2 separate regions of the Mus musculus genome follow, and region 2 is linked to region 1. Evidence: chromatin loops called from intact Hi-C (ENCODE). Cell type or tissue: gastrocnemius. All regions are shown on one strand. Links, peaks and the distances in the headings refer to the core of each region. The heading gives the core; the rest is flanking DNA. Region 1 overlaps Gm16863 (predicted gene, 16863). Region 2 holds the start of Gm16863 (predicted gene, 16863).

Region 1 (11,109 bases), core at 1,386-9,385:
GAGTTCAAGACCAGTCTGGACTATGCGGCACCCTGAAGAGGAGTGGGGTCGGGGAGAGAATAGTTAATAGTTAACTGCAAAGAGTTTTGTCTTTATAACTGCCAAAATATTTAATACTGTTGATATTTCAACCCAAATTCAAAACATATTCTGAGACCTTAGGAACATGGAAAGCGGTTTAGTAGAGAAACATGGTCTGAATTGACAAATCAATTCATAAGAAGAGTAAACGCACTGGAATTTGGATCCCCAGAACCCACGTGGCAGCCAGGTGGGCATAGTGGCCCTCCCGTAATCCCAGTGCAGATAGACAAAGGCTCAGCAAAGCAAGCTAGCTAGCCAGATTAGCCAACACTGGGAGCCTCAAGTTCAGCAAAAAACCCTAGCTCAATATAGACGGACTGCAAGTGAGGACACCTGATGTCCACCTTCAGACTTCACACACGTGATCACACACATTCCCACACACATTTGAGAGCCCACACATGCACACATACACACCACACACATATATACTCAGGAAAAAATCAAAACCGTAATGCCTGGGAGGAATTTGTGAGTCAATGTATGGAAAAGCACAAACCTGTCTTGGTGAAGGTAACCCTTTCCCATCTCCTTAGAAGGGTTTCACTTTGCTTTCCAAGTCCTGTAGCCCAGCTTCGTCTGTATCACTGCCCAGTAGCCCTTCAGTCCCTACCCTCTCTCAGGAGAATTTTTCCCAAAATCTACTTCCCACTTTGAGCAATACTGAACTGAAATGAGGGCAGCCACGAAGCATCCCATCTCTCTCTCTCTCTCTCTCTCTCTCTCTCTCTCTCTCTCTCTCTCTCTCCCTCTCCCTCTCCCTCTCCCTCTCCCTCTCCCTCTCCCTCTCCCTCTCCCTCTCCCTCTCCCTCTCCCTCTCTTTCTCCCTCTCTCTCTCTCCTTCTCCCTTACACTTCAACCCTAACTGGCCTTTACTGTTCCTTCCTGCACGGGTCCCGGCTCCCAGGCTCCTTCTTCGGAACCTGATGGACACCATCAGTTATCTATACCCCACCCCACCCCACCTTCGCCACGACTAAGTTCAGGTGGGTCCCAGCATAACGCATGCACACGCACAGGCTCACGCGCACGTGCTTCTCGACTCTGCTCCCACACCATTTCCCATGAGCTTTTATCTCCAAGCCACCTCCTTCTAACAAACTGCCATCAACCTATGGACCTCTTCACTCCAACTCTGTCAACAGTGAAGAAGGGAATATGATCCTGGCTCCCCTGGCTGGATCCTCTGTGTTCTCCAGGACTTCGCTCTTCCTACTTCCGGACCTCACCTATTCTCCAGAACACCGAAGGTCAGAAGGTCCATCTTTTTGCAGGCAGAGACTGCCCGAGCTCGTTAAGAAACCTGACCCACACTCTCTCCTTAGAGAAGGAAACCGAAGCTCCACGACGCCCCCAAGTAACTTCCCCAAGGCCACCCAGCAAACGAGCCGTAGAATTGCCTTTTATCGTGGAATCAAGAGCTTCCGGAAGTTTCCGGCTCTCCGGAACTTCTTCCTTCTGGTCAGGGTCCTTCTACTCGCAGCCCAGCCAGGTGCATATTAGCATAAAACATCCCTAGGTGGGACTCTTTCCGCCCTGGCGGCTCCCACGCCCGCGCCTGCTGCCGGGCTCTGGCCTCTGCCTGGGCACCGGCTCCTTGCCCGCTTAAGGTTCGAGCACCTGCCGGGAGGCGCGGGAAGCGCTCGCCCGGGTACGGTGCACCCTCCCTGGCTGGGCCCGCTGCCCGGTGCTCGCAGCGCTCCTGAATATGGGACGGCTTGATTGACCTTGGCAAGAGGCAGCCAAGCTCCCAGAGGCTTGCCCTCCCCATCCCCTCTCGGCGCTGGCGCCAGAGCTCTGGTTTCTTCCGCCACTACCTCTAGCGTGCGCCCAGACAGGATTTTGGGGAGGGGTCTTGGGAGGAGCCAAATCCGACCCCCCATTGCGTCCTGGCTGGCCCGAGATGAGCTAGTGTGAGCGTCTTCCTGCAAATTAAGTCGTCTCGGCACTCTCCATCCGGAGGGCACTGGGGCAGCAGTCGATGTCTCGGCGGACCCGCTGCTTCCTGAACCAATCCAAGCCAGCTCAGGGTCAAGAGGGGGGTGACAATTGGGCCCCTCACTAACTTGAATCTAGCTAGCTTCCAAAGGTTTCCAAGAAACCCTTCTCTTCTGCCCCATCAGCACAAACAGCCAGAGAACAGATCCAGTTCAGTGGTGCTATTTCTTCGGAGACGTCGGTGGTCCTTAGACAACGCCATCTCTCTGTTTTCCCACGTGTGAATCTGGGCAACAGTATTGTCTTGTTTGTTTGCCTGGCTGGCTTTCCTGAAGATCCACTAAGCACCCTCAAAGCACACCGCGGGGCCTTCGTATCCTCATCCAAAGGGCTTGGAGAACTCTGGGACAGTTCCCACCGCTTAACAAACGTTGCCTGTGTCTGTCGTTTTCTGTTAAAAGAACTTGAAGCCCTCGCCCTTTGATAGAAGGGGGATGAGAGAATGTAATATGCTTTAACGACTGAGATGAAGAATTTTGGAATATAATTGTATTCTGGGGAAGGGGTGGGGGAATCCTAAACTCCCAGATTTTCTCAGGAAACAAAACTCAAATGAAAGACCGGTTCCCAATGTCTGCTGTTTTACAAGCAATGTGGTTTGTTGTTGCTTAATTACAATCAGACCCATTTTATAGAGGGAACTGAGGCCTGTAAAGTAATGCTCCAAGATTACAGACTTCTAGAAACAATGGCGTTAGTGACAAAATCCACTCCTTGGCATCCTACGTTCTGTGCTTTCCTTCCGGCCTCTGAGCTGCCGTCGGGCATGCCTATTTTGCGCGCGTTGCCCTTTCTGTGTTTTCTCCTGTGCTTTATCGCTTTCTCCTTGGTACTGGTGATTAAAAAGTAAAAAAAGAACCAAAAAGTGTATGGCCTGCGTTACTGTGCTGAAGGAAACGGAATGGGGAGTGTTTAAACTGTCCCTGGGTTCAAAATAGGCAGGTTGTGGTGGGGGAGAAGGAGCCTGGGGGCCCAAGCAGGGAAAGTGAGATTCCAGCAGCTGGAGCCAATGAGTGTCTTCATAAGCCCTCAGATCCCCTCTGGCTGTAACCAGGAGAGCCTCAACACAAGCCCTTAAAACCCGGAACGGGGACAAATGTCACTCTCCTAAACATTGCACACTTGAGACCCTAGTCAGCTCCCAAAGTGTCCAGCTAGGGGCTTTGGGCAGGATGCTTGGCCCACAGGTGGCCCAGCACTAGGGTTGTGCCCTAGTGTGAGTAGATGTCTGGCAGACAGGGCACCTCCACGGAAGACAGACAGGCATTCAGAGGGTAAGGCTGGGAGACAAAGGTGGGGAGGAAGCGCTAAAATGGACATGGAACCCGGGGGGAGAGGCGGACAAGGGAACCATTCAGAGGGCCAGAGAGCAAAGGGAGGCCTCTAGGGAGAAAGGAGAGACAGATAGCAGGGAGAAAAGAGACAGGCAGGCAGGCAGAGGCAGGGGAGGAGGAGAGAGAAGCCAAGGGGAAGAGTGTGGAGGGGTAGCGAACTCAGGTCGAAACTCAGACCCGCGAACCGGGAAAAGAGAGCAGAGAAGCAGGGAGAGAGGGCCGCAGCAGAAAGGAAGGGTGCGGGGGAGGGGAGCGTAGCCGAGGGAGAGCGCAGGGAGGCGGGGGCCGTGAAGGATCGGGAGGGGAAGGGCGAGGGAGAGACGCCCAGGAGAGCTGAGGGGCCTGGCGGTGGGACTGCGTGCTAAGCCTTTCTCGGTTTTTGGGGGGGTGGGCGGCGGATCTCCGCCGAGATAACCCAGCCAAGCCCCCTGCTCCCCGTCCCAGCGAGGGGCCGCAGCTGTATAAATACCGGGGGTGGGGGAGCCGGGCTGCTGCCCAGGGGTCAGCGACACCGGAGAAGGCTTTGCTGTCATTAGCTAATTGAGCCCCAGATGTTAAGAAAAGGTTACATCCTCCTCCGGAGAGTTTTTCTTTTTAAACACTTTACACAGAGTCCCCGGCCAAAAATGTCCAGGAGGACGCTTCCCGCTCGGGCCTCCGCTCCCTCCCTGTGCAGCTTGTCGCGGGGGAATCCCAGTGGCCTGCCCGGAGGAGGGGCGGGGACCACCGGCGGCGGAGCCAGCCCGAGGGCCCGAGAGAAGGCGACGGGGAGCGGGGACCCAGGGAGCCCGGCTCGCGGACTCCTAATCCCACTGAAGGCTGCAGATCAAAGGCGCTGGTGCGCTCCCAGGGCGGGTGGGGGTGGGGCAGGAGGGCCAGCGGCCAAGCCGGGCTTCCAGGCTGAGGCTTCCAGGCCCAGGACTCAGACTGTCACTAGGGTGAGCTGGCCGGGCTGCCTCTAGCGCCTCTCAGAAAGTCGTCAAAGCGCCCCCACAGGGCTTTCACGGAACAGAAAAAGGGGGTGTGGTGCCTGTCTTGCAGAGAACAGAGCTATACATAAACCAGGCACTTGACAAGTATTCTTTCAATTAATCCTCACAGTAATCGAATGCTTTTAAAATCTTTATTATTCTTAGTTCATAAAAGAGGGAACAGAGTCCCAAAAGGTTAATAAAACTTTTGTCCTAGAACACTCACTTGCGTGGACAGAGCTGGAATTCAACTCAAGTACTCAGGGACACCTCCAGTTCTACAAACCCAGCCCCTTCCCTCTTCTTTCCCATCCCCTTGTTTTGTCCTTCCAATCCCCCTAGGCATCACAAGAAGCGAGCCACCCACCTGTGGCTCTGGCTCGTGGGGGAGGGAAGAGAGTGCGGTGCCAAGGGCGTGCCCATCGTGGCAACAGCTACAGGCTAAATGTGAAGGATGGGGCTGGGCAAACATGTGCCCGGGTTGAATCGCAGCTGAAAGAATGTTCATGCTCCCCCTCCCCAGAGGTGGGGCTCTCTTCTCAGAATAGAACCAAGCAAGTTGGAGCTGGAAGGGGCCTTCAAGAAGATGGGAGTCACCCTTCTTGTATGACAGATGTGGAAGCTGAGACCCAGGCAGTAAGTCCCACCCCACCCCATGCTGGGGGTGAGAGCAGACCCAGAGCGGTGGGACCAACACCCAAGGGAGGGTTTCCATCCCACTGTAGATATAAGGGAATGGAAACTGAGGTAGAGATTAAAATCAGAAAGGACCCAAGCTGGGGAAATCCATCCTACACCTTCAGGAATCAGACCCTGCCTCCACCTTGTTCCCCAAATGGCCTAAACACTGACGTCTTTGCAGAATGCCCTTTTGAGTGTGTGTGTGTGTGTGTGTGTGTGTGTGTGTGAGAGAGAGAGAGAGAGAGAGAGAGAGAGAGAGAGAGAGAGAGAGAGAGAGCTGGTGGCTCTTCTGGACTTTGAGGGTCTTATGATGCAAGATAGAGCTGGATCCTCAGACTCCCTTGGATTTCCTGGGGCCAGAGGTGCAGCTCCCCTCTGGGTGGGGCCAGAGGCCTTGTCCAGCTGCTCTGTCCCAGACCTGCACCTGCTTCACCAAGGATGGTATCTCTCTGTCAACGCTGTGGCCTCCCAGCTCAGCTCCACACCAACTCCGAAAGCCTCTTTCTCCCACTGTCCCCTTTCCCAGCCCCCAGGGACAGGACAGAGTAGTCCTGTCTCACCTTTTGGTGCCTCCTTCCTGACTGGGGTTCGATGGTTCATCCATAACTGCAGTCACCAGACTTGTTCCGGTACTTATAACTTGAAGCAAGAAACTAGCACGCAGCCAACTGCCTTTTCAGGAGCTTACAGTCTGGAAGAAGGCAGAATTAGCCAAATATAAATATAATATGTTTGTAATTACACCCTGGTGTTACACTTGTAGCCAGTAGGCGCTTTAAGAAGCTGTAGCAATAACACTGTGTTATGGGATGACTACTGAGAACACAGAGGCTAAAATTAATAATGATAATAATTTCAAAAAGAGAAGGGTTGAGGCAACCCCTCAGGTGCCATCATGATCACACACGCAAGCCCACATAGCAGTTAGTAAGCAATGGCTGTCACACGATAATTAATATATAATGGCAATAAAAGAAACCTCATTGGTGCCCTCTGGGCTCCCACCTGGTTCCTTGGAGCCACTCCCACAGTTGACCTCCCACTAAGTCAGTTTTATGGATCTGTGAAAATTGTCTGGATAGCTCCCACCTCCTGAGGTCAAGGCAGGAGGAATCTGGGGCCCTCCCCTGTGTGCTGCTGGATATGTGGACAGCACCTCCTGGCTTTGAACCATGGACCCTCTGAGCAGATGGCTATCATCTCTCCCACCATTCTGGGTAGGGCCTGATCCAGCTTTACAGTTTGCAAAGGCTGGAGGCCAGGCTAGAGAGGTCTGGCCTCATTGAGTCTTCCCAGCCCATGGGGCAGCATCACAGATAGTATTGCCACAACCAGATCCACTGAGGCAGAGCACAGAGCACACCTGGAACCCATCAAGCCAGGAGAGATTCAGCTCTTGGCACAAACAGAGCAAGTGGAAGGTTTGCTTTGGCTGCCTTAAATTGTCCACATTTTAGAGCCTTGGACCCAAGGGCCTCCAATGCCCCAATAGACAGACAGGAAGACAGACAGGCAGAAAGACTGTGACATCAGGGGCAGGTCCAGACTCATCTCAGTTCCTTGGCACCTCTGCCTCAAAGGCCTCTCTCTCTCTGATGTTGAACAGCACAGGAGGTCTTCCTGAAGCATGCAAGCTGTTTGTTCCCTGGAGCCATGCAGGGTGGCCATCAGAGTCACTAAACCCCAGATCAGGAGGGCAAATGACCTGCTCAAGGCCATTGGGTTTGTAGGTGGCAGACCTGTTTGCTACCAGGGCCAGTGGGGCCTCATCAAGGAAGGAAGAAAGACTTGGGATTGCTGTGAGGAACACAAAGCACACAGCGCTGTTGTAGCTTGAGACACCAGCTCCTGACCCCCAACTGTTCAAGGCAGCTATACCCCCCAGGTCAGTGTCCGCTTGACCTTGGTGGGAGAGGGGGTGGTTGTAGGCTCCTGCCAAAGCCTGGAGAAATAAAAGGGACCTTGTCCCGCCCCACACAGGGCTCATTCTCTCTAGCCAGCCCAGCCCCTGCAGACCAGTGCCAGACATTCAGACTTACAGAAGAGTGGCTTTCACCAGGGGGAGCATCCTACCAGCCTGAAGCCCATCCTACCACATTTGTAGCTGTGAAAACTGAGGTGAAGAGAGGCGAAACCTCCTAAGGCTGTACAGAGAGTTACGGCCAAGTGGTGATTCAAACCCTGTCCTTTGTCTCCCTGCCTGTAGCCTCTTTTCCAGAAGCCTGTGCCTCACCCGAAGCCGGCAGCCCTGCCCACCTCCCTCCCGCATGGATGTCTAGCCACAGCTGTGCTCTCTGACCCCTCTGCGCTTCCACAGAGGGGTCAGAAAGAAATGCTTGCTGGATACCCTCCACTTTGAACCTCTCAGCTGCCTTGACAGGCAGGCGATGGGTGCCCATCCTTGGGAGCGATCAAGCAGAGATTGCAAGCCCACCTGTTGTGGAAGTTGCAGAAGGACCTTGCTGTTTGAGAACTGCTTTCTAAGCCATTCACAGCTGAGGTGGCTAGAGGAGTCACAGACCTTGATCAACCCAAGTAAATGCGAGACCTAGCAAGCAAGAGGCCTGAGGCCCAAAGGGCCAGCATTGCCTTAGTTCTCAGAGGCTGGCTTCTAGATAAGACTGACCTGGGCAAGGATCATTTTCTCACTCGTCAGCCACCCCTTCCTCTGGTCTTCTCACATGCCCACAAACACTAGCAGCCCGTGCCTTCAGGTCACAGAATTCTGTCCTATATGAGGGTCAGCCAGCAATCTGGAGGCCCGTGAATTTGATTCTGTTGCCCCTACACCCTGGGACATGGACTCGTGGGACTGCAGCAGGCATAAGGTCCTGGAAGTCAGCAGTCATTGGGGAAAAGAATAAACAATAGATTCCAAGTGTTTTAAGGAGGTTAGTTAGACCAGCCTCCTGCTGGCTTTTTCTGGCTAAACTGGCTTGGCCCAGTAGGTTTGTCTGAACTCAATGGTAAGGGCCTACAGTAGCCAGGGGACAGTGTCTGCCCACCTACTAACCAACCACTAACTACACTCCAAGGATTTCCTATGAGGAAAGAGTCCTGACAGCGGGAGAAGAAGGGATACCTGCCAAGGGAGGAGAATCATAGATTGGTCATAGAGATGGGTTGGTCACATTTTCCTGGAAAGTCAGAGCACGACATAGTTGCAAGGAAACATTATCTATGGACCAAATGCATGGCTGTGTTTCTCTCAGAACAGCATTAACTTCAAATGTGAATCCCTATTCTGATGGGTGATTTCAGTATATGGTTGACACCGAGTGTCCCTAACAGGGACAGGAAGCCATTGCAAGGTGGTATTGACTTTCAGTCACCACAGGACTCCAGATGGGACAGGGTGAAGGAAGAACTTGAAAGGAATCTTATGCCAGGTGTGGTACAGAGCTTTCATCCCAGCACTCAAGAAGCAGAGGCAGGCTGATCTCTTTGAATCTGAGGACAACCTGGTCTACATAGTGAATTCCCTAGGATGAGGGCCCAGTAAATGGCTGAGGCTGGACCTTCACTGGAGGCACGGTCAGTGGCTGCTTAGGACAGTTTATATCCAAGTACGTGTTTATTGATTATGCAATACCTTCCCAGAGTTACTCTGTCCCACTGAGGCGGTGGCCAAGTGGAGGTGCTGGCCTTTGTGTGATGAGTGGGGACAAGAGACTCAAGGATCACTTAAGAGAGGTGGGAGTGCTGTGGGATGGGCTGGAATGGTTTGCCACAATGCTGAACTGGAAGCTGTAGCCCCTTGATTCTCATGAATGATTAAGAATTAAAGGAGAGGGGCCTGGTGAGATGGCTCAGTGGGAAAGAGCACCCGACTGTTCTTCGGAAGGTCAGGAGTTCAAATCCCAGCAACCACATGGTGGCTCACAACCATCCGTAACGAGATCTGACTCCCTCTTCTGGAGTGTCTGAAGACAGCTACAGTGTACTTACAGATAATAAATTAATTAATTAAAAAAAAGAATTAAAGGAGAGAAGCTACTTTGAGAAGGCTGTGAGCCCTGCAGATGCCTGAGAGATAGACTCTGAGAGACCTTACACTGGGAATGTGTGCTGCCAGGACTTCACATACATTAGCCACTGGCAGACAGCCCTGCCAAAGCCACATTTTGACATTCACCTTTCAGATATAAACTGTGAATCTAAAGGGCTCTGGAATCTCACAAGGCCACATTTACCAAGTGGTGGAGTCCAGACTCCTAACCTTTGACCCATTAGCTCTAGACAATGATCCTTTTTTTTTCTAGCAAGGATTGAGAAAGCTAGAGAAGCCATCAGGATGGAAAAGTGGGATTCTGCCTCTGGCAATAGTCATTCCCCCCTCACAGGCCCACAGCAGCTCCTTACTGAGGAGATGGAGGCCTGCAAAGGTGAAATAACCTAATGTCAATGCCTTAGCAGTTGAGCCAGGCCTGAATTGGGCCATAAAAATGTTGTGAGTGGCAAGTGGGGGTGGGGGTGGGGGGCGCTCCCCTGTCAATCTGTCACAGCCACCCCAGTTCTGCTGGCAGTCATGATGTTGTTTTCAGAGACCCCTGCCACCACACACACCTGTTGATGGTGTTGGGGGTGGGGTGCTGCAGCCGGGTGCTGTCCTCAGCGAGCCCTTCCTCCTCTACAGCCCATCCAGGGTCTGTGCCCCTTCCCCAGCCCTGACCCCCAAGGGATCCTGGGTCTCTGGTTTTTGTCAGGCCTGAGAGGCTGGTGGGATTGATTTATGAAAGGAGTCCCCACCTCACACTGAGCCCTGATCCTCCTCCCTCTCCTCCTCTTCTTCCCCCCAACCCCTCCCTTGCCTGACTGCCTGCTCAGTTTTCCACAGAGTCAGGATTTCCCTGGGGCTGGGGGCTCCAAGCCAAGAACAACACGGGACTGGTTCCCCCACCTCTCCTACCCCTCCTATTTCTCTCTAACTCTCTCACCACCCCTGTGGCCCTCCTCAGTTAAAAGGAAGGGGTTGAGAGGAGAGGTCCAAGCCCAGCCCAATCCCAGAAGAAGAGCTAGAAATAAGATTCTATCCATCAGGAGTCAAGAGGGTCCCTTCTCATTCCTTGAGAAGTTGCTGTTGGGAGCTTGGTTGGGAACTCCATAGAGAACTTAGAAAGAGCAGAGGGAACCCTGGGAACTCTTTGAGGTAGGACAGGACAGGAATAAACAAGACTGAGACCCATACTCTGAGGGGGAAGGTCAGGGAAGCCATTGAATTTCACAAGGAGAGGAAAGCAGAAAGGGTTTGGGAGAGACACTGCTGAGGTGGGAGCCTCCGGGACGCCTGTTATGGAGGCAGTCAGGGGGAGACCGTTCTCTGGTAGTTAGTGGCCAGAAAGAGTTGAGGAGGGGTCACAGGCTGAGTCAGAAAGCAGGAGGGATTGTCATGGAACACAAGCAGCACCTTGAATGAGGAGTAGTGTTTGCAGGGCAGAAGGCCAGCAGACCCCCAGGGTGACAGCAGGATAGGGACATTAGTCAGGACAGCACATACTGGCTTGGGCTAGAGTCCTGCTTCACCTGGTTCTGAGGTTGTGTCTTCGTCCTTGATCTAAGAGACGAGAGCCAGGACTGGCATGGCAAAGAACCCCGTTTTCCCTCAGAAGAGTCAGACACAGTGTGATGGCTGGCCAGGAAGCTAGTGCCAGAGGACGAACCTACTGTCCTGGATCCTGTCACTGGCCTCTCAGACTGTTCCTAACCACCTCTCTCATCCCTCTCTAGGCAGCATGAACCCAAATGATCTCTCCAAGGTGCCCTCCCTCACACAGAAGTTCCTTTGATGAAGTCTAGAGGTTTGGTTTTCCTTCACACAGGATCTTGCCTGGCCCTAGTGGCGACCTATTACCACCCCTCCCCCATTTCTTCTCTGTGCTTATCTCCAGGCATTCTGCAGACAGGAGTGCCAGGCTCTGGCAACTGTGCCCTGGTGAGTGGCACCAAAGCCTTCCTTGTGGCACAAGAATGAGAACCACCCCCCTTTTGGCATCTCTAAGGCCACAGATCGGGGATTCTTCCCACCTAGCCCCTGACAGATT
Region 2 (11,109 bases), core at 2,076-10,075, 50 kb before region 1:
AAGAGCACTGATTGCTCTTCCAGAGGTCCTGAGTTCAATTCCCAGCATCCACATGGTGGCTCACAACCATCTGTAACAGAATCTGATCCCCTCTTCTGATGTGTCTGAAGACAGCTACAGTGTACTCACATACTTAAAATAAATCATTCTTTAAAAAAAAAAGAAGGTTCAGCAATTAAGACTGTCTGATGTAAACCTGACTGTTGTAGTGCACGCCTTTAATCTCAACACTTGGGAAGCAGAGGCAGGTGGATCTCAGTGGGTTTGTGGCCAGCCTGGTCTACAGAGTCAGTTCCAGGACAGCCAGGACTACATGAGGACACCTTGTCTTGAAAAACAGAAACAAAACAAAGCAAATAAAAGACCGCCTGATGTTCTTCGAAGCTCTTCCAGAGGACCCAAGTTAGGTTCCCAGCTCTTGAATTAGATGGTCATACTGATCAGTAGCTCCAGCTCCAGGAAGTCCAGGACCTCCTCTTGTCTCCATCAGCATGTGCGCACACAGCAGACATGTGCACAGAAACTCACAAACAAAAATAAACAAATACATAAATGTTAGCATAAGTTTTACTGCTTTGAAAAATGTAGCACTTTAAGCAATTTCTTTTTTGCTTTTTCGGTTTTTGCAGAATAGAGGCAGGGCTTGCAGTGTACGGCATTAAATGCCATCCCAGTGCTCTGTAGCCTCCAGACAGCACTGATCGCCTCCAGAACCGAGCATGTTCTGAAACTGAACTCAGTTACCATTAAATAGAGACCTCTACTCCCTGCTGCCTGCTTCTGGCAACCTTGACTCTTTTTACAATCTCTATGCATTAACTACTTGGGCACCGTATGCGGTGGAGTCACACAGTCTTGGTGTCCCTTCCTAAAATGTGTGCTTTTGTGCCTGGCTTATTTTACTTGGCATAACATCCTCGAAGTGCATCTGTATAGTGCAGCATGTGTCAGAATTTTCTCACTTTTTATGGCTAAATAGGATTCTGTGATCTGTCCATATTACATGCTTATCCATTCATCCTTTTATTGTACTTGAGTCTGTCTCCTAGTATGAATTTGGATACCACTTGCTTTTTTATTTGCATTTTTAAGTTGGAGCAATGCTATGTTGCACAGATTGTCCTCCAGTTCCTGAGCTCAAGCAAACCTCCTGCCTCAGCTGCTTGAGTAGCTAGAATTCAGAGGTGTGCCATCAAACTCAGTTCCTGTTTTCAAACACCTTTCCTACCTGCTCTTTCACCTTGGACTAAAAACCCACACACATACTCACCCTGGATCCCTAGAAACTCACATACAAACTCACCCTGGATCCCTAGAAACTCACATACAAACTCACCCTGGATCCCTAGAAACACACACACACATACTCATCCTGGATCCACAAAGCAATTTTCCAGAACCATTCTAGTATCAAAAATCCTTTCCCTGTGGTTCCCACAAAATATATAAAGCTCCCCAAAATTCCAATGAAATTTATTTCTCTTCAGTCTAGAAAACACACACAATCTTTATAAGAGCTTGCTTTTTATACTCAGAAGTGGCATCACTTTAAGAGGCTCTCCCATCGTCCGTCAAAAAGAAGGTCTTTGCTCAGCCTGTGGCCTTCCAGGTGCCATCTCTGTCCTTCCGTTTCCTGCCAGTGTTCTCCGAGTCTTCCAACCTCTCCTGCTCCCGCACCCCCTGCCACTTTCTTAATGCCCTGCAATCTGGCTTCCAAAACAACTCAGCTCAATCTGCTCCTGCAAGGTCACCGGTGGCTTCTGTCTTAGCTGCTCCACTTGCTGTATGCCTGTATCATCAAATTTATTTATTTATTCACCTTACATACCAATCCTGGGCCCCGTCCCTCCCCTCCTCCCAGTCCCACCCTTACAAATACCCTCCTCCATTATGCTCTCCCCTCTCCTCAGAGAAAAGGAAGCCCCCCTTGAGTACCACCCAGTCCTGAGTCAGCCAGACTCAGCGAACCTTAGCACATCCTCTCCCACTGAGGCCCCACCAAGCAGTCCAAGTAGGGGAAGGAGATCTAATGGCAGGGAACAGAGTCAGAGACAATCCTGCTCCAACTTATAGGGGACCCACATGAAGCCCAAGCTGCACCTCTGCTACATATGTGTGGGAGGCCTAGATCCAACCCCTGCACACTCTTTGGTTGGTGGTTCAGGCTCTGTGAGGCCCCCGGGCCTGGGTTAGTTGACTCTGTAGGTCTTTCTGTGGTGTCCTTTGACCCATCCTCATCTTTTCTATTCTTCTGGTCCCTAGTGAGACTGAACATTTTCTCCTCTGCCATGTCTGCCAGTCCCTTTACCAGTGACTTCATCCCTGACCCACGCCAGCAAACCTTGAAGCACACAGTCAGGGCATCTCTTGCATCGTGTCCACCCTCATTCAGACATGAGTCTCTTCTGTCCCCTTTGCGGGCTGTCTTCCATCACCCTGTTATTTTAGCCTCTCATTCCTCCTGGGTTGCCCCCTGCATGCTATTTATCCTGAGAGTAGACCACTCACTGCCTAAGTCACAATGATTCCTTTGCTTGGCTGTGTTGTATCCCTGTCTAGGCTGTTTCTTAGGGGCAAAGCCCAGTAGAAAACTCAGTAGCTAGTCTAGGCCTAGAACGAAGAGCTGATCTCAGACTCCCCACCAGATGGAGAGGCCACGCAACCATAGGCCTGGAGGACCCTGACTCTAGTGAGACCACAACTCCCCAGCAGTGATGCTATTATTTAAGGTGCACAAACCTGGAGACTGAAGACCTCTGAACACAAAGAAGCAACTCAGAACTGGCAGGGAAGGTGATGGGAGGCAGAGGAGTGGCTAGGGTTGCTTCTGGGTCTGACACCTTTGGTAGGTGAGCTTCTCTGCTGTGTCACCCAACTTACTGGCAGAAACACTACCCTGTGACTCACTCAACCTTCCAGGTTGTAACTTTACAATCCCTGCTCTGAAACTTCACATAGGAATCCCTTCCTTAAACACAACGCAGTCTGTCTCCTCCAGACATTTGAACTAGATAAACAGGAGAAGCGTAGTGTTCTGGGCTGCTACACAAAGGGCAGACAGAGAGTTCAAAGAGGGAGGCACATTGTGATTAGATCAGAGAAGACTAGAAGAGGTGTCTAAGTTCAGTCCTAGCATAAATAGGCTTCAAAGCATGGGAGAAATGCAAAAAAGGAAACAGTAGAGACGGAGTTACTATGCAGCACAGGAAAGTAGCTAACCTGCCCTACCTAGTCTTCTGGTTTACACCTCTTGGATTCTAAGGACGGCTTCAGGTTGACTAGAGATAATTCCCAGAATTCTCTCCTACAGAGAACTGGCTCTAGCAAACACACATGGTGGAGGGGAAATACGAGGGTCATGGGCTTTGAAGACAGAGCAAATTCTTGTGGAAATTCTTCCCCTGCCTCTTTTAAATGCTGTGCCTAACTAATACTGGCTCTAGAAGTCTGTTTCCCTGACTGTAAAATGGATCACAATAGCTTAGGAAATTGTTGTGTATGTTAGAGTGGTGTGTGTGTGTGTGTGTGTGTGTGTGTGTGTGTGTGTGTGTGTGTGAATATACGTGTGTATGTGTATGTATGTGTATCTGTGTGTGTATGTGTTTGTGAATATGTCTGTGTGTGTGTTATCTGCTATATACATAAATGCTCAATACACAGCCCCAGCCCCATTATTAGCACTGCTTTGGCAACTAGCACTTCCACATAAACAGCCCCAGGGAAAAAGACCAAGTGGCACTCTGTCAGATTTCTCCATCCTCATATTCTGGCTCCAGCCTTCCTTCATCATCTGCTTTGGATGTGGTGTGGTAGAATCAGACAACCCAGTTCTCATTCCACTTGGCCGCGTGTGAGCAAAGAATTTCAATTCAGTGTCCTTATCTGGATGGCAGGGCTGGTAACTTGTATCCTGGGAGGCTTCTGGGATAAAGCTTTATGATGCCCAAGTGTTGAAGCTCCTGCTGGCACACCTAGGGTGAGTAGTGTCCTTGCCTTTCCTCCCACTGTCCCAAGACCCCATGTGGGGTCCAGGGCTGGGCTGTGGGTCTGGGTTGCTGGGTGGTGGGGTGGAGTGTGTAGAGGTAAGAACCAAGAGATGAATGCATAAATAACTAGCCATCCTGGTCTCGCTTCAGAAGTCCCAGTCTCCAACCCTTTAATCATGGAGCTGCTCTTCCCTGGCCACCTTCCAGGGCGCCGCCCACTCACTTCCCGGAGGAGCACGGTGCAGGGAGCCTGTCTGCTTCACATGGCATGCTTCTAATGGATCCCAGGAACCCAGGGGGGCTGCCTTCCTCAGCTGACTCACCCTGCGTCCAACACCCCCCACCCCACGAAGCTTCCCAATCCTAGAACTCTCTTTACCCTCTCTACCGCCACAGGGCTCTCCAACCTGCCTTGCCCCTAAGCCCTGCAATGCTGGAAAGGGGGGTCAGACAGGACACTGTCCTCTCTATAGTGACCATTTGTATGGCCAGTCCCCAAGGCCTGATCGTTCCAAGAGTTCTCATGGGACAATGGAAACCTAATATTAGAAAGTGAGCCAGTCTCAGAAAATCCAGGACATGTGTTTGCCATGTTGGTTAGCAGTCCCCCCCACCCCCAGGCGAACCTCTCTTTATTCAAGGCGGAGTATTCCTTAGGGATCAAGAGTGAGAAGTATGTTGGGGGCGGGGAGAGGGATTGCATATGAAATCACATTTGGCAACTTGAGTCGTATTTTAATGCACTAATGGAGTTGGCTTCTTGAAGAAAAGAGCTAGTGAGTCTTTCTCTCATATGGGAATGAATTCATATGGGAAAGCATTCCAATAGAAGGAGCTATTTTTAGATTTGGATATACTGGGTTTGCTTAAACTGAGGCACACCGGGTGTTCAGTTTATAACCCTCTTTGTTTGAGGTCTCCCTCCCTGAGTTTCGGAGGTACTGGGGTTCAACCCCCTGTTCTGTCCTTTGCATTCTTGGTGAAGGTGAGGCGGGTGGTGTAGGAGACAACAGCTTCTCTGAGCGCTTCCCATCACATGACCTCAGTTACAACTCTGTGAGTGGCAGAAAGAGTTGGAAAGATGTGAGTTGGGGGGAAGGAGGCGGGGGGGGGGGGGCGGCAGCAATGTTTTCCTGAGCACATCAAATCAGGTCGCAGCAGCAATGGGCTCATGAGATCCCCTTTCCCCAAGACTCTACCCCTAGAAGTTCTTCAAAGCAACATCTGCCTGCTTGGGACAAGCATGTGCCCACTCCCAATTCTCTGTTAGGTCTGCAAACCTAAACACAACGTGCTTTTGTAAACCGTCACCTCCCCCCCCCCCCCCCGGGCTCCCCTTGTCCTGAGTGAGTTCCTCTCCTGAGCTTTATACACTGAGCTCTGGCGGACAGCCAAGCTGGAAGGTAAGGGTTAGCAAGTCACCTTTGCCAGAGAGTTGTCCAAGCACGGCTAGCCTGTGCCTCTCGGGGAGTCATATGGTCCTAGGCTAGGAAGTCCTTAGCAAGCCCTATGCCTCCAGTCCCTTCTAGACATGTGAAGAAACTGAGGTCAAGAGAGAGAGATCTTAGTCAGGGTCACATGGCTCCGTCAAGAATCAGTGGGGGCCCCTCCCCCACTCCCTCTGGAGTGCTGCATCTCTGGCTGCCTGAAAAGCCTCCAGTCTGTCTGGGCAAGGATCGTGTCCCTCATTAGTCCACGCCCAGAGTTCTGAGTAAGTGGTGTTGGCTGACGGCTGACAGCATTCTTCACAAAGAGACAATTTGAGAAGAGCTCTAGAAAGGCCTGGCGTTCCATCCTTGTCTTTGGGAGGCAGTGTGGTGCAGGGAAGGAGTCCACCTGTGGCCAAAAAGCTTGGGCTCTGGTGAAATCAGGGTGCTCTTGTGTACAGAGAGCCTGGCAGAGGGTTCAGCACACAGCAGGTGCCACAGTGGAGACATTTCTGGAATATTAGTGCTGATCCTGATACTGTGTGTCCTTGAATAAGTCAACCTCTGTCTCAGGGTCTCAGTTATCTGGGGCACGGGATAATCCTGCTTCTTATCCACATGGGAGACTCACAGGGCTTCAAAGATTTGTAAAAGATGAGTTTGCTCTAAGCCTAAGAACAAGGAGAATGGGGAGGTTCAGGACATGGTTATGCGGTTATTTGTATCATGCCGGGCATGGTGGCACACACCTTTAACCCAAGCACCCAGGAGGCAGAGCTCTGAGTTCAAGGCCAGCCTGGTCTACATAACCAGTTTCAGAACAGTAAATGCTACATAGAGAAACCCTGTCTAGAAAAAGAGAGAAAGGAGAGAGAGAGAGAGAGAGAGAGAGAGAGAGAGAGAGAGAGAGAGAGAGAGAAGAGCTTGTATCACTCTTTCAGAGGATCGGAGGTTCTGTTTAGTGTCTAGCATCCAGGTTAGGCAGCTTACAACTGCCTGTTACAGGCTCTATAACTGCTTTCAGGGAGTTCTGTGGCACTGGATAGCCCTTTAAACCCCCGAGTGAGAAATGCAATTGAAGAAAGTGCCTTGGACTCAGAATAGGAAGGTTCCCATTCCTTTAGCCTCATGCTTAAAGTGTTCCCACCCCTCAAGCTTCAGGTGCTCCTACCCCTCAAGTGTCAGGTGCTCCCACTCTTCAAGCTTCAGGTGCTCCCACTTCTCAAGCTTTAGGTGCTCCCACTTCTCAAGCTTCAGGTGCTCCCACCCCTCAACTGTCAGGTGCTCCTACCCCTCAAGTGTCAGCTTCAGGTGCTCCCACTCCTCAAGTGTCAGGTGTTCCCACTCCTCAAGCTTCTAGCCCCATAGCTTGTTTCTTTCCATCATCTGTGAAGACAGAGTTCTAGGTCCAAAGAGGTCCAGTATGGGCTAATGGCTATGAAGGACAGTCTGAGGCCTGGGGTTTTGGAGGCATCCAGAGTGGGGCATGTTGCAAGATGAGCAGCTGGGCCCAGGCTGTAGGTGCTGACAGAGCAGAGAGTCTGCCCTCCCTCTTTGGGAGTGAGTGACAGCAGCAGGTCCAGGCCAAGTGGCCTGATGGGGCTGTCAGGCCTCTTCAGCGACCATGAGATCCCGGAAATACCAGGGCTGGGAGGGGTGGTGGGGGGACAGAGGCTAACCTGTCATTTGAATCTCTGCTAGACTATCCTTCAAGTCCTGGCCACACTGACTGTCTTGCCTAGCACCGTCTGCTGCCACCAGACCCCAGCCCTGAGCTTCCTCTCCTATCGAGCTCCAACACCATACTCAGAAAGACTTTGTGTTTTTCAAATTAATGCAATTAAGAGCATTTAAGTTTGTGAATGATAGAGGGTTTTTTTTTTTCATTTTCTTTTATTTGATTAGAGAAATTCCCACCGCACAGTTCCTCCAAATGAAACCCAGACCTGAGGCCCATTGTTCGGAGGGCTTCCATGAGAATGTGTTACCTTTCAATCTCACACACTAATGTGTTTAGCGTTACAGTCCCCCCCGGGGCGGCTGCAGGAAGGATCTGGAGCCTTGATTAAAGCGGCCTTTGCTGGGCAGGAATGTGGGTCCCTCCACCCGGGAGTCACAGGGGCTGGGTGCTTGGCTAGGCGGAGCCTCTGCTCAGATGGCCAGCAGGGGACTCAGATCCCTGGCAGCTGTGCCCGCCCGAGTGGAATTGGTCCTTTCCCCCTCCACTGCTGTGGGTCCTCTGAACCTCCTGCACCACCCTGAGCCCTATCACATTTATCAGCCTACAACTGGACACTGCACGCACACCTTCGTCCCACTTTTTGTCTCGTTTTTGTTGTCCCTCCCTCTGTTCTTTTTCTCCTTTCTTCTTCCCACCTTTCGGTCCCCAATTACCATGTGGGTCTGGTGGCACAGAGACATCACACTGTTCCTCCTCGGCTGGTCCAGGGCCTGAGCTCCAAGGTGAGGCAGAATTAGATCCAAAGCTAAAACTGATTAGAGCAATGTGCAGGAAGGCCCGGGAAAGGGAGGATGGTGGGTCAGAACCCCTGTTAAAAACCTTGACTAGTGCCAAGTTTAAACAGGATGTTGAGTCGACACCTTCCTGCCCCAAATCACCAAAGGCTCAGGCTCTGCACTAGGAGGCCAGGTTCTCTCTCTCTCTCTCTCTCTCTCTCTCTCTCTCTCTCTCTCTCTGTGTGTGTGTGTGTGTGTGTGTATGTGTGAATGTGTATGTGTGTGTGTGTATATGTATATATGTATATGTGTGTGTGTGAGTGTGTGTGTGTGTGTGTGCAATGTCCTTCGTATATATATGTATGTGTAGTCTTCCTCATGTTTGTGTGTATGTGTATACGCTAGGCCAGTGTCCTGGTATAGGAAACTGGTAGCACTTCATATCTTTAACAGCCCAAGCCAGGATCCTAGAACATACTGTCAAAAGACCTGGCCAAAATGACGTAAGGCTGGAAAACAAGACTTTTGAGCTGGGACTCAAATGAAAACCAAGCATGTGGACTCTCAGAAGCCACTTAGCTATACCCAAGGATTTGGGAAGAGCTTAGGAGAGACTTGTGATACATACTTCCCCGCCCACCCTCCCACCCCATCCCCCCCACACCCCCTACCCACCCCCCCCCCATCCTCCCCACCCCCTGCTCCTCAGCTCCTTGGCCTGCTGCATTCCTGGATGCCTCCCAGTCAGTCCTCAAACCTCCACAGAGACTACATGGGCACACATTGTTGACCTAGCACTTGAGGCTGAGGAAGGCAGATCTCTGTGAGTTTTAGGGCAGCCATATCCACACAATGAGACTTGGGGTTGGTGGTGATGGAGGCCTGGGCTGGGATTTCTCTTGCAATCGCCACCAGGCTTCTGCAGAAGAAGGCTGCCCCGTGGAGACATGAGTGGAAGCAGGGAAAATTTGAGTCAAAGAAGACAGAAGTCAGTTTTGCTACACCTGGAGAACAGGGAGATTTAGAAACATGGTCCCACCTGGTCCTACCCTGCCCCCTCTACCTGGGGTCTCAGTTTTCCAGGAAGAAAAGAACCCCATATGAGGCTGGGAAAGTTGGGGGACCGATTTACAAGACTAAGTGCTGGGGTTCATTGTCCTTTTGTTCCACATAGACACTAACCCAGGCAATAGTTGGCCGATGAGATAAATCCACCTACACCTTCAAGCTGTTCTGCCCCACACAGGGCTCAGAATGTCTAACCCTTGGACCAGTACCAGGGTTCTGCCACAAACATCTGCCAGGGCCAATAGCCCTTGGGGAGCAGATACATAATGTAAACTACTTTTGGATGAAGGAATCAGAAAAGGAGAGGTGGCGTGGGGGAATCTGGAGAGCAGTGGGAACTGCGCAGGAATTTGGCTTTAGGTCTCTCTTGAGCCTTCTTAGACAATCACCTTATGTGAGTATCTCTCAGTTTCCCATGCTTCAGGAGGGCTGGGGAAGGGTGGATGATCCCAAAGGTGCACAATCCAGAGACTGTCTGATTGTTCCTGTCGGGCCTTGCCAGTTGGCCTTTATTCCCCCTGCTGGGAAACTTGCTTCCCTAAGCAGGATTTTATTCAGCTAATTTTCAAATTTTACTCATGATTTCCAACCACCAGCAATGCTTCCCCAAGATGACCAAGCTTGGCTTTTGCCTAGGCTCTGATCGAACCACACAGACAAAGAGCAGAAGACAGGACGGGGGTTCACTAGGACAGCACCTTGAAGAGCAGCATTTTGCAGGGTCTGAATTAGCTGTGTCTGAGACTAGGTCAGGGTCAAGAACTGCCAGGGAAAGTTCGAGCTCCAGGAGGAGTTCCCATTAATGCCACCTTCATCTCCTCTGAGGCCCTCCACAGGCACGACCACACATGTCTAAGGCTTCGGCAGCGGTTTGAGTCTGAGTGTGTCTGACTGAGGGGTTGGAGCTCAGGAGAAAGACTGACTGCTCAGGGGTGAAGGCTACTATCTTGTTGCAATTTCTGAGGCATTCTGGAAACTCTCCCTCTCCCAACACAGCACCATATGCTTGCAGAGTTGCCTTCACTGACAGACAGGAGAAGAGGGAAGGGCCTGTTGCTCTGGCCTAGCTGCAGCGAAGAATCATCTTGGAGTTTTGATTTTCATGGAAATGAACCATTTTATCTCAGAACTCAGGGGGGCAGGGAATGAATTCCCCTTCCTTAATGCAGATGGACTGAATTCCCTTTGCTTTCTTGCTTGAAAAAGAAGAAAAAAGAAAAAAAAAATCAAAAGCTGCTGCCACTTGCACTCTTGGATGGTGCCTGATAAGGCTGAGCTGGGTGCTTTGCAGCAAGCAGCCCTGCTTGGCTAGGTGCAGTAGCCTGAACCTGGCTTTGAGTTTGGTATGGAGTTTGAGTAGGCCAGTGAACAGTTTGACTCAGGTAGGGAAGAGTCTGAGAAGGACGCTGGAACTTCCTGGCGTCCTCAGGAAGACTTTCAGGCAACACTGTCCTGGACTAGGTCTAACACTCTGTCTCGACTCACAAAAGCCTACTCTGAGCCTGGGCAGACAGTCCACTCTCTGCCTATGCTTGTAACGGTGACTGAGTGTGGTCGGTGCCAGGTGCTTAACCTTCGTTCTCTCATTGGAAAGCCATTATACAGGGTGAAGAAATGAGGCTCCAAGTGTTTAGGTAATCTTTGAGATCTTACGGCTAAGGCCAACGAGGTGGCTTAAGAGGAAAAGGCCCGTGCTGCCAAGCCAGATGACCTGAGTTCAGTCCCCAGAATATGCATGGTAAGAAGAGAGCCAACTCCCCCACAAACTGCCCTCTGATCTCCACATACGTGCCACTCCCCAACCATATACAACATAAATAAACATAGATCACATGGAATTTGAAGTCCTGCTTCTTGAGCCTGGGTTCTTTGTTCTAAACGAGATCCTTCCTGATTTGGGTTGCAGCTAACCCAGCCCGGATCCTCCCTCTCTTCTCTTGCTCCACCCCTCACCCTTACTTCCAGCTCTGACATTCAACACTGAGGCACCATGCCAAATAAGAACAACTTCCCTCTTCTAGGCTCCCTTGGCCTTCTGTGTGCCTTCGTGGTTCTTAAGCGTGTCCCCAGATTGGCAGCATCAGCACCACATCCCACCTCAGACTTGCTGAATCAGAAACTCTGGGCACAGGGCCCGACAGTCTGCTTTAACAAGGATTCCTCTGATTGTG

The links. Peaks named below come from ENCODE experiments on the same cell type or tissue, not always from the same donor. Only the 100,000 strongest peaks of a DNase experiment are listed, where the experiment ranks them.
Region 2: it touches region 1 in a loop (2.3-fold over the local background); 6 of 42 quality-filtered maps call a loop at or near these places.

Annotation. Positions count from the first base shown.
Region 1 is chr16:21,239,332-21,250,440 of GRCm38, reverse strand. Gm16863 (predicted gene, 16863) reads left to right here. Exons shown (of 5, transcript NR_046162.1): 5 at 1,230-2,942. Among named protein-coding and RNA genes, the nearest start is that of Mir7680, 11 kb to the left of the region's middle. In gastrocnemius, for the core only: a CTCF peak has its summit at 4,406; DNase peaks (open chromatin) are centred at 3,762, 4,375, 4,875, 4,976 and 1 more place; H3K4me3 peaks cover 2,035 bases; H3K27ac peaks cover 1,300 bases.
Region 2 is chr16:21,289,638-21,300,746 of GRCm38, reverse strand. It overlaps Gm16863 (predicted gene, 16863), which reads left to right and starts at 3,875. Exons shown (of 5, transcript NR_046162.1): 1 at 3,875-3,976. In gastrocnemius, for the core only: CTCF peaks have their summits at 5,573 and 5,791; DNase peaks (open chromatin) are centred at 4,211, 5,413, 5,589 and 7,553; H3K27ac peaks cover 2,274 bases.